Linked DNA regions of Homo sapiens: region 2 is linked to region 1. The links are chromatin loops, found by intact Hi-C in ENCODE. Cell type or tissue: MCF 10A. All regions are shown on one strand. Each heading gives the region's core, and the rest is flanking DNA. Links, peaks and the distances in the headings are about the cores only. Region 1 holds the start of ELF5 (E74 like ETS transcription factor 5). Region 2 overlaps APIP (APAF1 interacting protein).

Region 1 (6,758 bases), core at 2,516-5,015:
GCTCTGCAGATTATCGTGGGCATGGATCTCCTCCTGGGAGCCCAATCAAACAGATGTCAAGGCTGCCTGGGTTTGGGCTGTGATTTTCCCACGGATTGGCTGGTTTTATATCCTGAGTGAGGGGGGCAGGGAGGGGGTAGGATGCTGAGGGATGGGGTGAGAGGTTATGAGGAAGGGAAGGGCCTCAGGAGCTGAAAGCCACTTCTGCTTTCTGGACTGGACTTCAGAAAAGTTCCTTTAAGTGAGGGCTGAAGACAAATATATCCCTTTTCTTCTGGGCCAGAAGGCTCAGAAAACTAAAGAAGAGGATGGCAGGCCTGTGATATGACCTTCTTTGGGTTGGGAGAAAGGAGAGGTGAATTCCACACGGAAGAAAACAGAAAACAGTCCCCAGGTCTTCAGTGTCAAATAAGGAATCCATCAAATACAAAACACGACAGTGGGAATGAGATCTTCCTCATCTATGCCTCACTAATTGCTCTCAAAAGTCATTGGGTATTAACAAAAAAAAAGGTCATTTGGTAAATTGAATGGCATTATATAAAAACTAGAAATATTTTTTGATCAATAGTATTTTTACCTCTTTTAATATTGTTATTCTTTCTCCTCTTTATACCGGCCTACTCACTTGATCTGTAATCTCTCTAGTGCTATACACAATGCTGTATCTGATTCCCTTTGGTAATTCCTTCTAAGGCAAATTATATCCATTAAGTTTTTGTAAAGGGCCTTCTCAGGTGTACAGCATGCTATTTTTCTTCTGTAATTATTTCTTGCTTTTGGAAAAAATATCTTTTATAAAAGCAGAAAAAGGTGTTTTTTTTTTTTTTTCCTGTTACAGCAGGAGTGGGTGTTATTAACTCTGGGCTCTCCACAAAAGACCTTGGCTACTTAGCCAGCATGCAGTAGGTGTGAGAGTTCAAGAATAATGGCTGCTTTGTATTCAGTAGCCTCTCTTCTCTAGGCCCTCTAAGGTCCTTGCAATAATTGAACATTTTAGCTCTTAAGGACTTCTTTAGTGGAGGTAGAGCAGGATAGGTGTGAAAAGGCAGATGTCCAGAGCCCCCTTTCTCAGAAGTAACACTGAGGCCCAGGGATATGTGAACACAGGCCTGAGGTTAGGCCAGGCCTGCTCAAGGGGGGTGATATTGCCCCCCTCTTTAGGGAACAAAGATGAGTTCTTGGGGATCAAAAAACTGAGTTATTAATTACAGTGTTTTATCATGCTCCAAAGGTCTACAGTAGATGTATAGTTTATCTCTGGTACTCACATTTCTGGTGGGGAGATGATTAAGAAAAAATGACCTAAAAAGTGTCCTTAGGAGAAGTGATAAAAAAAAGGTGGAGAAGCGCTGTGATAGATCCACCTAGTGTCAGCGCCAGTACAGACAGGGATCTGCTGGGAGGTCTCTTGGCCTGCTGTTCTGGACATACTTTTCATTTTGTGAGGGACTAGCTGGCTCATCATGGAAGGAGCCCTGGGCCTGGAGTTATGATTCTGCCTCTTGCCCCTCTCCAAATCTCAGTTCTTCAACTACTAAACAAGAACACAGATAAAACAGCCCCCAAGGTCTGCCCTAACTCTGTGACTTTCTGCAGACACCCACCTGATTGAGCCAACACATCCAAACCTGGGCACTCACACACATATGCATACACATTGATTATATTTGCATTTTTTTGGTCAAGCAAGTCCACCAAATTGGAGGAAAATCCAACCACTACACACAGACTGAACTTTTAGTGCTGAAAAAGCTCCCTGATTTCCTCTTCTCCCTTTTCTCCTGTGCCCACTGCCTTCTACCCCAGTTGGAGGTAGATACCTCAGGACAACTGGATATTCTTTGCCCAGCCTAGCTGGGTACCTTAAACACTCTGGACCCTCACTCACTGCCCACCGATAGATCCGTGGAAGCTGGAATCAGTTTCCCCCAAATGTAGTCATCATTCTAGCTGCCTAGTAAGTAGGAAAAGCTCAAGAATGATTAACACAAGGTGGTGGAATCAGGTGGGCTCACTTCACACATGAGAAAGTTGGCTGCAGGTACCTGTGGGAGTGAGGCAGAGATGGCATGGAAGCTGAGGTCCCCAGATGCCTCCAGTGGCTTCTGAACCCTTCTCAGAGCTGGCTCACACACCAAATGCACACAGAGAGGGTCCACCGAGTTGGAGGGACAGGCCTGTGGGCTTCTCAGTGTCACACAAATCAGAGGCAGCAATAACAGGTGTGGCTCCCATGGCCTGAGCAACCCGGCACCCCTGCTCAGCCTCCCAGAGAGAGGGGAAGGAGCAAACCACTCAGCCTTGGCCAGTTTGCCAGAGGAGGAAAATTCCTTCCTGACTCTGGTGGTGATCATCAACTTCACTCTGGGCATGTGACCAAAAATTGGCCCAATTAAGCATCTACACATTGGCTGTTTACGGGCCAAATCATCACTGGGCAGAACTAGGCCATAGGGTGCAAAATATAGAAAAAAGTGGCCAAGATTGGGCTTCCTCAACCCCACCCTCTGAGTGGTATCATTGGGAAGAAAATCGGTTTTCCTTCCTTAAAGCCTCAGTGATACCCAAATGTCCACTCCGTCCCAAGACTTGTGAGCAAGGGAGGGTCAATTTCCCAGCCCTTGGACCTCCCTAAGAAGGGGCCCACTGAGGAGAACCCAGTGGAGTATTTCAACACTTACTGCTAAAGAAAGATTGAGGGTTGGGTGCTTGAGGGTTTGTTCTTCTGAGAGGAACCCTAGCAACTGTGAGAACCAATTTGCTGACCTCTTGTCAAGTGATTCCTCATTTTTCTTTAGCTCGCTTAGGGAGTTTGCGTGTTTGTTTGTTTGTAGCTGTTTTTCTGAAGGTGCAGCGAAGATCCAAAAAGGTATGCCATGTAGTTTGCTGTAGGCTTCGATGCAAAGCTTACCAGTTTTGGATTACATATATCAGGGGTTAAATCCTACCTCTGCTGCTGCGAACGTGGGGCACATTTCTTACTACCCAGACTGCTGAAATTCTTAAGCTTTTTTTCATATAGATGTGGTATATAAATATTCATGCCCCTCTTCGAACTACGGTTTCCTCATCTCTAAAATGGGGATTTTTTTTTTTTTAAATCATGCAATCCGATATATGCAAAGGACGGGGCATAATACATATATTCAATCCTGTTTTAGAGGGAAAAATCAGCCATCAACAATGTATCTAAAAATTTGCCACTCTGGTGACTTCTGAAAAAGGGAGATGACCAAACTGAAAACTCCGGCCCGAGAATACCTTAGATTATGAAAAACAGTATTGCAGAGAACACGAAGACAACAGAATCAAGCGTTCACTCGGATGGGCAAACCACCCCTTTCCCTGGGTCTCTGGACTAGACTGAACCACAGAGCTGCCTCCCTAAGTCATCTAGCCTTTCTGGCCTCAGTTTCCTCATCTGTAACATGAAGCGATTGCACCTAGTGATGTCTGACACACTTTCGGGCGTACAAAAGGCATCCACACGCAGGCCCGGCTTCAGCCTGAGGAGGGAGCTTGTGCTACCTGTCGCTGTCAGCAGGGGGCAACCCCACAGAAACCCCACACACTGCAGAGTCTGACAAGGCCTGAGAACACAGTGGAAAAACGCTAACCATTGCTTTTCTGGAAGCATTCTCTTCTGGGGAGATGTCAGAGGGCAAATGGGTTTCTTTTAAAACTGTTTTGTACAAATTCCTGAAAATGCCCCAAACTATAATAAGGGAGTTCTCTGTATCGAGGGGGTGGGGGACAGTGGGCAGGCCGGTGGGGAAAGGAATTCAGTCAGGGGAGAAGGGTAGGTGGGGGGCTTTCCTTGAAGCTGAATATTTTTCTGAGTAAAATCCAGCTTCCCTTCCTAAAGAAGCTTTAGGGAGGATAGAGAACTGAGCGCCTGGGCGCGTTCTCTTAATTCCCCTTGGTTCAGCTAAGGGATCCAGAGGGAGTGGTGGCTGTGAGGAGGGCTGGTGGCCACACGGCCTGCGGAGGCAAGCAGGTCTCTCTGAGGCAAGCCGTCACATCCGTGTCAAACAGCTCCCGGAGGCCCTGGGACTGCACCCAGCGCAGGTGCCGGCCCTGGAGCTGGAGATGGACGAGCAGACCCAGGCCCCAGGCCGAGCCTCTGAGCCCTGACACCCCTTACGATTCATCCAAAAAAGCAAAGAAAAGGCGCTTACGTGAGGGCAGCGGTGGCTAGGTCCAAAGAGGAGGCTTTCAAGGCAAGAGAAGGCAGGCGCTCCCAGCACCAGCGTGCAGTGGAAATAAAGACACCTGTAGCCTTGTGATATAAGTGACACCTACAGACAGGTCCGTTTGGTTTTTCAGGTTTACGCACAGCCCCTTTGATGACGGTGACATACAGTGTGACACGGCTCCTTGGAGGGGGGGAAATGGTTCTCATATGCAGAAAGTTTACCTTTATCCTGCTTTTGTGCGCAGCTCACCCCTGCCCTGCAACCCCCCACTCCCAGCCCAGGGGACTCAGTAAACAAGCAGAAAATTCTTGTCCCTGGGAGCTGTGCGGGGATCGTGCGTTTGGTGAGGAATTTTCCTCTGTGCAAGCTGGAGGGGAAACACAGAGATTCCACCCTGGTGCCGGTCTGCGCTGCCTCTCTCCCAGGCTGGCTGAGCCCAGTGCTTTTGTAAGATCATGTCTTTCTCCGTTTTTCCCATGTGGTGAGAAGGAAGAGCATTATAGGCCCAGTGTTAAGACCTCAGGTTTTGCAGCTAGTTGCCTTTAGATTCAAATTCAGTGTCCATCATTTCCTAGCTGTGCTACCTAGAAAAATGTAGCTAACATCTCTGGGCTTCATGAGTGTAATGTAAGTGATGGGGCCTCTCCTCATGTGGATGCCAGCTCTCAGGTGTCTCGCTGAGAACTGCCCGCTTTTTAGTACTTCTTCGTGACAACAGAAACTCTGCCTAATTTAGGCTGCAAAGCACAGTGTCCCAGGTCATCTATGAGACAGGTATTTATAACCCTGTGCCTTTTTGCATTCTGCTTCTAGCCATCTTGGGCAGCCGAGATGTTGTATTCAAATGGCAGACTCCAAGCTTTAAAGCGAAAGCAAGGACTGGTTTGTTATGTTTTCTTGGGATCACCGGGCATGGTTACAAACACACAAATACAAATACGCATATAGTCTGCAGAAACAAAAGGCAGTTCGTGAGAGGATTCGGGGTGTCATCATGGAAAAATTGTTGAAGGAAGATAGGTGACTGCCTAGACCCCTATCTTGGCTGGGTAACCTGGACTTCTCTGGGCTTCATTTTTCCCCAGTGGCAAAAGGAGGAAGTGGGATTGAAATAGTGATTTTTTTCAAACTGTGACTTGAGGAACCCCAGGGGCTCCCTGGAGCCCTTACAAGGACTTTTGCGGGTGAGAGGATGGGAGTGGAGTAGAGTGGGTTAGGCTCTAGACCACCCCGTTCCTTCCTGACTCAATAAGAGCATCTCAGCTTTTATATAAATCTTCCGGGTAAGATTTCATTTGAACAAAAGAATCTGCCCTTAGAAAGGGTTTGCAAGTAACTGGATTACATGGTCTTTGGGCCTCTTTCAAGCTTTAAAATTCTGTACTTCTCTTCCTCTTTGGTTTCTAGGGGACTGTGCACTGTGATAGTCCCACACACTGTGTTTTCCATTGTTGGGCACTGGCCTATCTTGTCATTGATTTCTGAAATGTTACCAGTGTTTCTTTCTGAACATATACATTCTTCTCAGTGGAGAGGTTTTTAGGGAAAACATGTTATTCTGATACTGTTTTTAGAAAGAGTCTTTTGGGCTGGGCGCAGTGGCTCATGCCTGTAATCCCAGCACTTTGGGAGGCCGAGGCAAGCAGATCATGAGGTCAGGAGTTCAAGACCAGCCTGGCCAACCTGGTGAAACCCCATCTCTATTAAAAATACAAAAATTAGCTGGGCGTGGTGGTGCACATCTGTAATCCCAGCTACTCAGGAGGCTGAGGCAGGAGAATCGCTTGAACCCAGGAGGCGGAGGTTGCAGTGAGCCGAGATAACGCCATTGCGCTCCAGCCGAGGCAACAGAGTGAGACTCCATCTCAAAAAAAAAAAAGAGTCTTTTGGAGAAATTATATTTTTTCTATACTCTTTTGGCTCAATTTTTTCCCCAGGGGCTGTGGCTGCCCAACTGACTCAATTATTTGAGTATAAAAGTCTTCTGACAATGGATGTACAAGACCATGAACTCTGTTTGTCTCACGGTCCCAAATGAATAATATAGCATTTCTGGGTGCCCGTGTGTGAAATTGCAGGCTTCTGGATCAGTGGATAAAAGGGATGATTAAGATAAACCCAAAATAAAAGAAGAATTTGACTCTAATTAAGTGTAACTATCACTTTAAACTTAAATTTGATTGGAATGGAGATCTTGGATGATATTGAACATGAAGCATCTAAGAACTTCATTATGAGTGTTGAATGACAACAAGAATGGGGACTGGGGATGGAAGAGGAAGGTAAAAGGACTAGGGTGGAGGGAGGGGGCAGAAGAAGGAATGAGACATTTTAGAACTCCCAGCCTATCCTGCTTCTGGTGTCCTGGCTATACAGCAATATTAAGTAACACCAATTGGGCTTATAATTGTAACGTAGTGGCTAAGAAAACAGATTCTGGAAGGAGACTTCCCAAGTTTGAATCTCTGATCTGCCATTTGCTGTCTGGGTGAGTCTGGGAAGCCTATTGAACATCTCTGCATCCCAGTTGCCTCATCTGTAAAATGGGAAAAAAGGAAT
Region 2 (6,758 bases), core at 2,639-5,138, 380 kb after region 1:
TACTTTCCTCAGTATGTACACTTCTCTTAATTTAAATATTTAACTTTTGTAAACAGGTGTTTCACAGTCCTGAGGAATGCTTTAAGCACACAATAAATATTAACTGAAATCAAATCAATTTCTCAGTGCACTAGTTTAAACATGCACATTCCATTACATGCAGTAAGAATATGATATTGTGGTAATAACACTTTAGTAAAACTGGCACCGTTTTCCTCTAAACAAGGCAAGGTAGAATCAAGCCCTTTAGGAAATTAAGAGTGAAGGTTCAGGAATGAGAATGCTAATAAACTCAAATGAAATGCTTAGCTTGTCCCTGAACACTGAGAACATGTTTCTTCCTGCCGTTATATTCTAGAATTATGAAGAATTACTACACTTTTGTGGACTGATGAATTTATTTAAACTGATCTAGAATGGTAATCTATACTTACTATCCATTTCACCTTAAACACTGAAAAATTCTAAAAATATAGAGATCTACTTTATTAAAAAAACTTACATAAATATGAAAATATTCCAGAAATACTAAATTAAATCACCATGAAGTATAAACTGTAGTCACTGGTCAAATTTCTGAAGACAAAGTGAAGTTGAAGATATCTTTGGCTGCCTCAATACAGGAACATAATCTTTCCATCATGATAGAGATCTCAGTCAAGATTTTTTTCAGTTTAAACAAACATTTCATTATTCATATTACTAATAATTTACCATGGCTGGGGTAGGGGCGGGAGAGGAGGGAAGACATCCCATTCGTGTCATGAGAATAGGTCTAGAAGTGTAATATTAAATGGAGTATTATTTAACACAGATCCCACGACATCTCATTATATGCATAAAATGATCAGTATTCTATTTATCAAAGAGAAGGAAGAATTCTTTTCAAATTATTTAAGAAAAAGGAAAAAAAAATACCTATAATACCCTCCGGAAGTACATTTCTTTATTCCTTTTATCATCTCTTGATGTGTAATTTTAAACTCCCGTCCTGGAAAGAGAAGTGTGGCCATCACAGCAGCTTTAGAGTGGGTATGAATCACTGCACCTGCTCCTGAAGGAGGAAGAAGAAAGCCGCATGCTCAATGAAGACTGAATTATAGCTTTTAAAGAAAAAAAGTCCATATAGTTATACTTATATTTACATATGGTTATGGGCTTATTTTTCCTGGCATGGAATAAGTTGGTAGTAGGCAGGAGGGTAAGTGGAATAATGGACCTTCCTCATAGGTTGATGTGAGAACTGAGTAAGTTCATGCACTTCAAGTTCTTGCACATGGTGGGTATCCAAGAAATGTTAACTGAAATAATAATTACCATTATTTAGAGGAGCCTACTCTGCAAATATTCTTTATGTTGAATATATTTTCTGCATACCTCTCATTGTGTAAGCATTCATGAAAAGAGGAGTACACTGGCTTTTTTTTAGCTTCTTCGATGGCGAAGGTCCACTTATGTCCTTTTCATTTATATCACAAACAAACATGTCTTCAGGCTATTTATAGAGGGGAAAAAAAGAAAAAAAGAAGGCTTGTAAAATATCAATTAGAAATGTTCCTTTTCTTGTGTACATATACATAAGAATACAAGAAAGTTTATCTATAGTATACATACTTGTGTGTATATTTAGTATACATATACATAGAGTGCTAATATATGCATATATTTAACTTACATTTTAAATATATAATTATAGTTTCTCAAAATAATTTAGCAATTTTGAGAAATAAAACAGTGATTTCTACTAGTAAAAATATTCTCAGAAGTTTAATACAAATCCCAAAAATTAAAAAAAATTTGAAGACAAAAAATGATATGGAAAATTACTATTTATGTAATGATGTTACTGCTGTCATTTCAACAATTTAGCTTCTCAACTTTGCCCTATAATTTCACAACTGTATTTCAGAAAGTCTATATAAAGAAATCGACATTCCAAAGATGGGTGTTAAAATTTTTTTCCCCACATTTTGTTAGATAAAAGCAAAATTTTGAGTAATTTTTCTAACCCTTGAGAAATTTAGATGGTACTCAGAAAGGTTAATCTCAATAAGGTATATTCTTCTTAAAGCTTAAGAAATTATGTAGATCTACAGGTTTTTCTTTTTTTTTTTAACTTTTATTTTAGGTCCAGGGGTACATGTGGAGGTTTGTTACATAGGTAAATTGCATGTTACAAGAGTCTGGTGTACAGATTATTTTGTCACCCATGTAATAAGCATAGTAACTGACAGCAGTTTTTCCATCCTCACTTTCCTCCCACCCTCCACCCTCCAGTAGGTCCCAGTGTGTATTGCTCCCTTCTTTGTGACTGTATGTACTCAATGTTTAGCTCCCACTGTAAGTGAGAACATGCGGTATTTGATTTTTCTGTTCCTGCATTAATTCACTTAGGATAATGGTTTCCAGCTCCACTCATGTTGCTGCAAAGGACATGATCTTGTTCTTTATTATGGCTGCATACTAATCCATGGTATATATGTACCACATTTTCTTTCGCCAGTCTACTGTTGATGGGTATCTGATCCACATACAGTAAAGCATGCGTATTTCTGTAGCTTTTATCTGCCAGGATTTATTAAAAAACTACAATACAAATGTTTTATTAACAAAGCAGCTTTTCTTTTTTTTCTTGCATTAGAAGTTAAATAATTATGTGTTTGCTTTAACTAGATTTGGGGTATTATTCTGGCATTAACACAGAATAAGACTTCTCAAAATTTGAAACAAAGTTTCATAACTTGAAATCCTGAAATTAGAATAACTTTGCTATTAGGAAATATGAATTAATTTGGTTCATCTGAGACCATCAATCTGATTATTCCACCAGCCTGATAAAGATCGTAGTGTTATAAAGCTGCAAAGTTATAATTGCTCTTTACTGTGATTTAAGATTGCACTATTCACTTTTGCCCCCTATAGGTTGAATGAGATTTCAAAACATACACCGGTTGTATGGAAGATATCTACCACCTTACAAAACATTTAATAATTACTCAATAAATGTTTGCTGATTAGTTATTCAAATTGCTATGATAAAATGAATGTTTTCTCTTAAAATTAATTCCATTTCATAAAACAGTAATTAAGAAGAAAAGACACTGAGGTTAAAGAATCCCATTACCATACCTGAATTCGTTCCTTTTGCACTCCTGAAGGAGCAATGTAGATTTCATCGCTGGCAACACAAAACATACAAATTGGTATTTATTTATTTCCTGCTTTTGCACAAAGAAAAGTTTGCAGTCCAATCATGCATGTTCTTTATAAATCAAGCAATACAGCCAGTTGCTTGATTTAATTATGGATTTTGGCTGCATAGAAAGAAAGCCAAACTACATCAATGCCTTTGTAGTGCTGGTGGCATTGTAGAATATTAGTTGTTGCTTTTGTCTTCTACGTTTCATATATATTTATTCTTTTTATAGTGCAAAGTTGGTGGTAACCAGGCTTTTATCCTGTTAGGGGAATAAAAATCTGAAAACATAAGTTTTCAGCGTCTTTAAACATGAATAAGCAGAGTTTAACCTATGTGAAATACAGTTATTCTAAAATCCAATCTGGAAAATATGCTCAATAGAAGTATATTTCTGTCATGCAAAGAATCAGGTTTGATTTATTGTTTGAAATGCTCTTCTTAAACCATGAAGTTCAGAGACCTCTGCTGGACAGTTTCTTAAATTACTGTATTAACACTGGGCTACTTTTTGGATAGAATCACATGCTTCCCATTTGAAAAGCATACATATCTTGGAAAAAAATTTAGTAATAAAGCTAAAACAACTACAAAGAGTTCAAAATATCAGAATGGCTACATGTGAAGATCTCTTTGTTACAGGATGTTGGACTAAGGGAGATGCTATAGACTACCATTTACCACAAGGTGCTCTCAAATTTGATTTGGAAATTAATTTCAAATCTTCTCTAAATTCCCTCCACCCTCAACAACAACTAAACAAACGTCCCTTGGCTCACATATCAGGTTTTTTCTCTTCTCGCTGGATATCTTTGATAACTTACCAGTTTCAGTTGCTGCCAGAGAGTATTAATGAGCTACTGCATATATGCAAACCAAGAAAATGCCAGTACCTGCATGCTCTAGTTTCTGCTAGTAAGGCACAGACACAGGGATATTGAACAAATATCAAACATTTCATAGTGTAAATGAGGATGATGGCCTATATACCAAGCTGCTGAAGTTCAGGTTGCTAATAAACCTGTAGGCTTGGAACCGATAAAAATCTAAGGTGAAATCAAAGTTTCTTTAAGGTTCCACTGATAAAGTCTAGAAAACAAATGTCTGATAATGTGAGTGGAAATCCAATGCACTGTTAGCTGCACGCGAGCATTTGCTTTCATGAAGTGGCTATTGTTTCCGAGTTCTGCAACATAAGGATAACATAAAGGGACATTCCTCTGCAACCAGTGAGAATGGGTTGGGATCATACTATTAACAAGGGCTCTTTGTGAATACCAGTGATCCAAATCTTGTGTCCTTGTGTAACATGGAAGAAGCTCTAGGATGGTACATGGTCCACTCACCTCCACAGATAAGTGGACTTGTGGGTCTTCTTATGTGGGGAGAAATTTATGCAGTCCTGGGAATAGACTCAAATAAAGTACAAAATGGTCTGCTGGTAAGTAAAACCCATCTATAAAGTAGGAAAACCAAGGGTACTCTGTTTATTCAAGTGACTTGGTATGTTGTAAATGTCTTTGTAAAATGGAAATTAATTTAGACTTTGATGAACTTTGGGTAATTAAAAGATTAGCCAAATGTTTTAGAAAAATATATTTACACCTACAAAGAAAGAGATATCTGGATAAAAATATAAAAATGACAGAGCTTTTTAGAATAGAAACATGCCAAATATTAAAGTGAAATATCTACTTGGTGCTTTAAGCCACAAACAGAAAGCATTTTGAATTTCAAGTTACTAAATTTTGGAATATACTTCTCTGTACTCCTGCATTTTCACTGTGGTAAGCAAGGGCCAAACCCCAAGAGGTCAAAATACATCTATGTTCAGTTGCTTCTATTTTTATTTGCTTTCTGGTCAGTTAAAAAATAATTTAAATCTTATAGTGCCTCAATTATTTTGTCTACAATGTGACTTTATTAATTGTAGTCCTAATCACATGCAACAGGATCAGTCTCTCTGACACCTGTCAATATTACTCTGTGAAAACAGGAAATTATAAATTTGAATGATAGCGACCCAACCTAAACACAGTAGCTATTGAGTATCCTGGAATTGCCTTGATTACTATTATTTTCTTGGTCATTTATTTCCTTCTTCTGACTTAATTTTTGGTACCACATACTTGTAGCATAAGCTGGAATGGTCCAGTCAAATCTTGGAATTAGTAAATCATTTTATGTTCCCAAAGAGCTTATTGTCTGTATTATTCTGGAAACATAATTTATTGCGTTTGCATTTTATTCCAAATTTATTTGCCCTAAGCATCAAAGAGCCAAACTTTCACTAACAACATGAGAATAGTATTGCTGATAATGCTAGTGACTTATTAAGTCATTTAAATATTAGGGAAAAAAACCAACATTTTACTACAAAATATTCATTTTACTATGTAAAGCACAAATTTAATAAGATTCCAAATACAGTGCCATGTGACTGTGGCTCTTTCCTTCCATGACCTCCACACCCATTAAGAACTAAGGATAAAGCATTTCACATATATGATGAAAATTTCCTATGAGCTGATTTTAGTGCTATAAAAGCCCATTTAATTTTAAAAGATGCGCCAATGAGTGGTTTATGGTGGTCACATAAAATGGTAGTGCATGGATTAGTAAAATTCTACTAGAAAGAACATAGTCCTTTATGTCTTTTTGATCAAAAATATTTCATCTTGAGTCCTGCATTCACCTATTTTTAACTTTGCTAGTTTTTTTAAAGAGCCAGTTGGAAATGGTTATTTTAGCTCATTTGGTAGAAAGCTTTATTTTATACATACACAAACTATTTCTGAACATGCAAATAAAAAGCAGTTAACTAAAGACAGCATTTAGAATATGATTTATTATAAATAATACAGTTGGGAAACTATATTACTGGGACTCAACTTCTAAATGGATACATGAAACAAGAATAAATGTTGTTATCGTAGGATTTGCTGTGAATAGGCCATCTTGAAAGTTTTGGCAAAATAATGTGAAAGCTTGAGCAATGCTGTATTTACACATTAGCAACTAGGCTGATGGTAAGAGAGGAGGCACAGATGGATTTATTGATCTACCATATGGAACATAATCTTACTAGACTGAGAGCATACTTTTATCCCTAACTGTGCCAGTTGTTAACAGAGGAACCTCTTGTCATTTCCCAATGTTCAATGAAAATTTCATGAGTTAACTCAGTAATTTAAAGCAGATAAAATTATAATGGCATCATCTTGTGGTGTACCATTGAATCCCTTTTGTTCCCAATGTTCTGATTATATTTTACATTCCATTCCTTAATATGCAATGCAGCCTCCTTGGGGGCATGACTATATATATTCAACAGCACATAAATATTTTAATAATCCAATTTTGTTAAAGAAAGTGAATTAGAATGAAGTAATAAATCAACATCACTCAATTTAACACACAACCTCCAGACAATAATATTCCTAACACATTTCAGGAGGAAAAAAAGATTAATCCTGTATTGGAAATCCTTGAATGAGATTCTATAATCTTAATTTCATTGATAGCAAGTTACTTCTTACTCACAGTTACTAATACTTACTTT

What was found. Peaks named below come from ENCODE experiments on the same cell type or tissue, not always from the same donor. Only the 100,000 strongest peaks of a DNase experiment are listed, where the experiment ranks them.
Region 2: it touches region 1 in a loop (19-fold over the local background); 31 of 110 quality-filtered maps call a loop at or near these places.

Annotation. Positions count from the first base shown.
Region 1 is chr11:34,509,496-34,516,253 of GRCh38, forward strand. It overlaps ELF5 (E74 like ETS transcription factor 5), which reads right to left and starts at 4,299. Exons shown (of 7, transcript NM_001422.4): 1 at 4,182-4,299. In MCF 10A, for the core only: a CTCF peak has its summit at 3,533 (motif pointing right); a DNase peak (open chromatin) is centred at 3,536.
Region 2 is chr11:34,887,375-34,894,132 of GRCh38, forward strand. It overlaps APIP (APAF1 interacting protein), which reads right to left. Exons shown (of 7, transcript NM_015957.4): 3 at 3,130-3,178; 4 at 1,378-1,495; 5 at 919-1,054. Among named protein-coding and RNA genes, the nearest start is that of APIP, 26 kb to the right of the region's middle. In MCF 10A, for the core only: a CTCF peak has its summit at 3,660 (motif pointing left); a DNase peak (open chromatin) is centred at 3,657.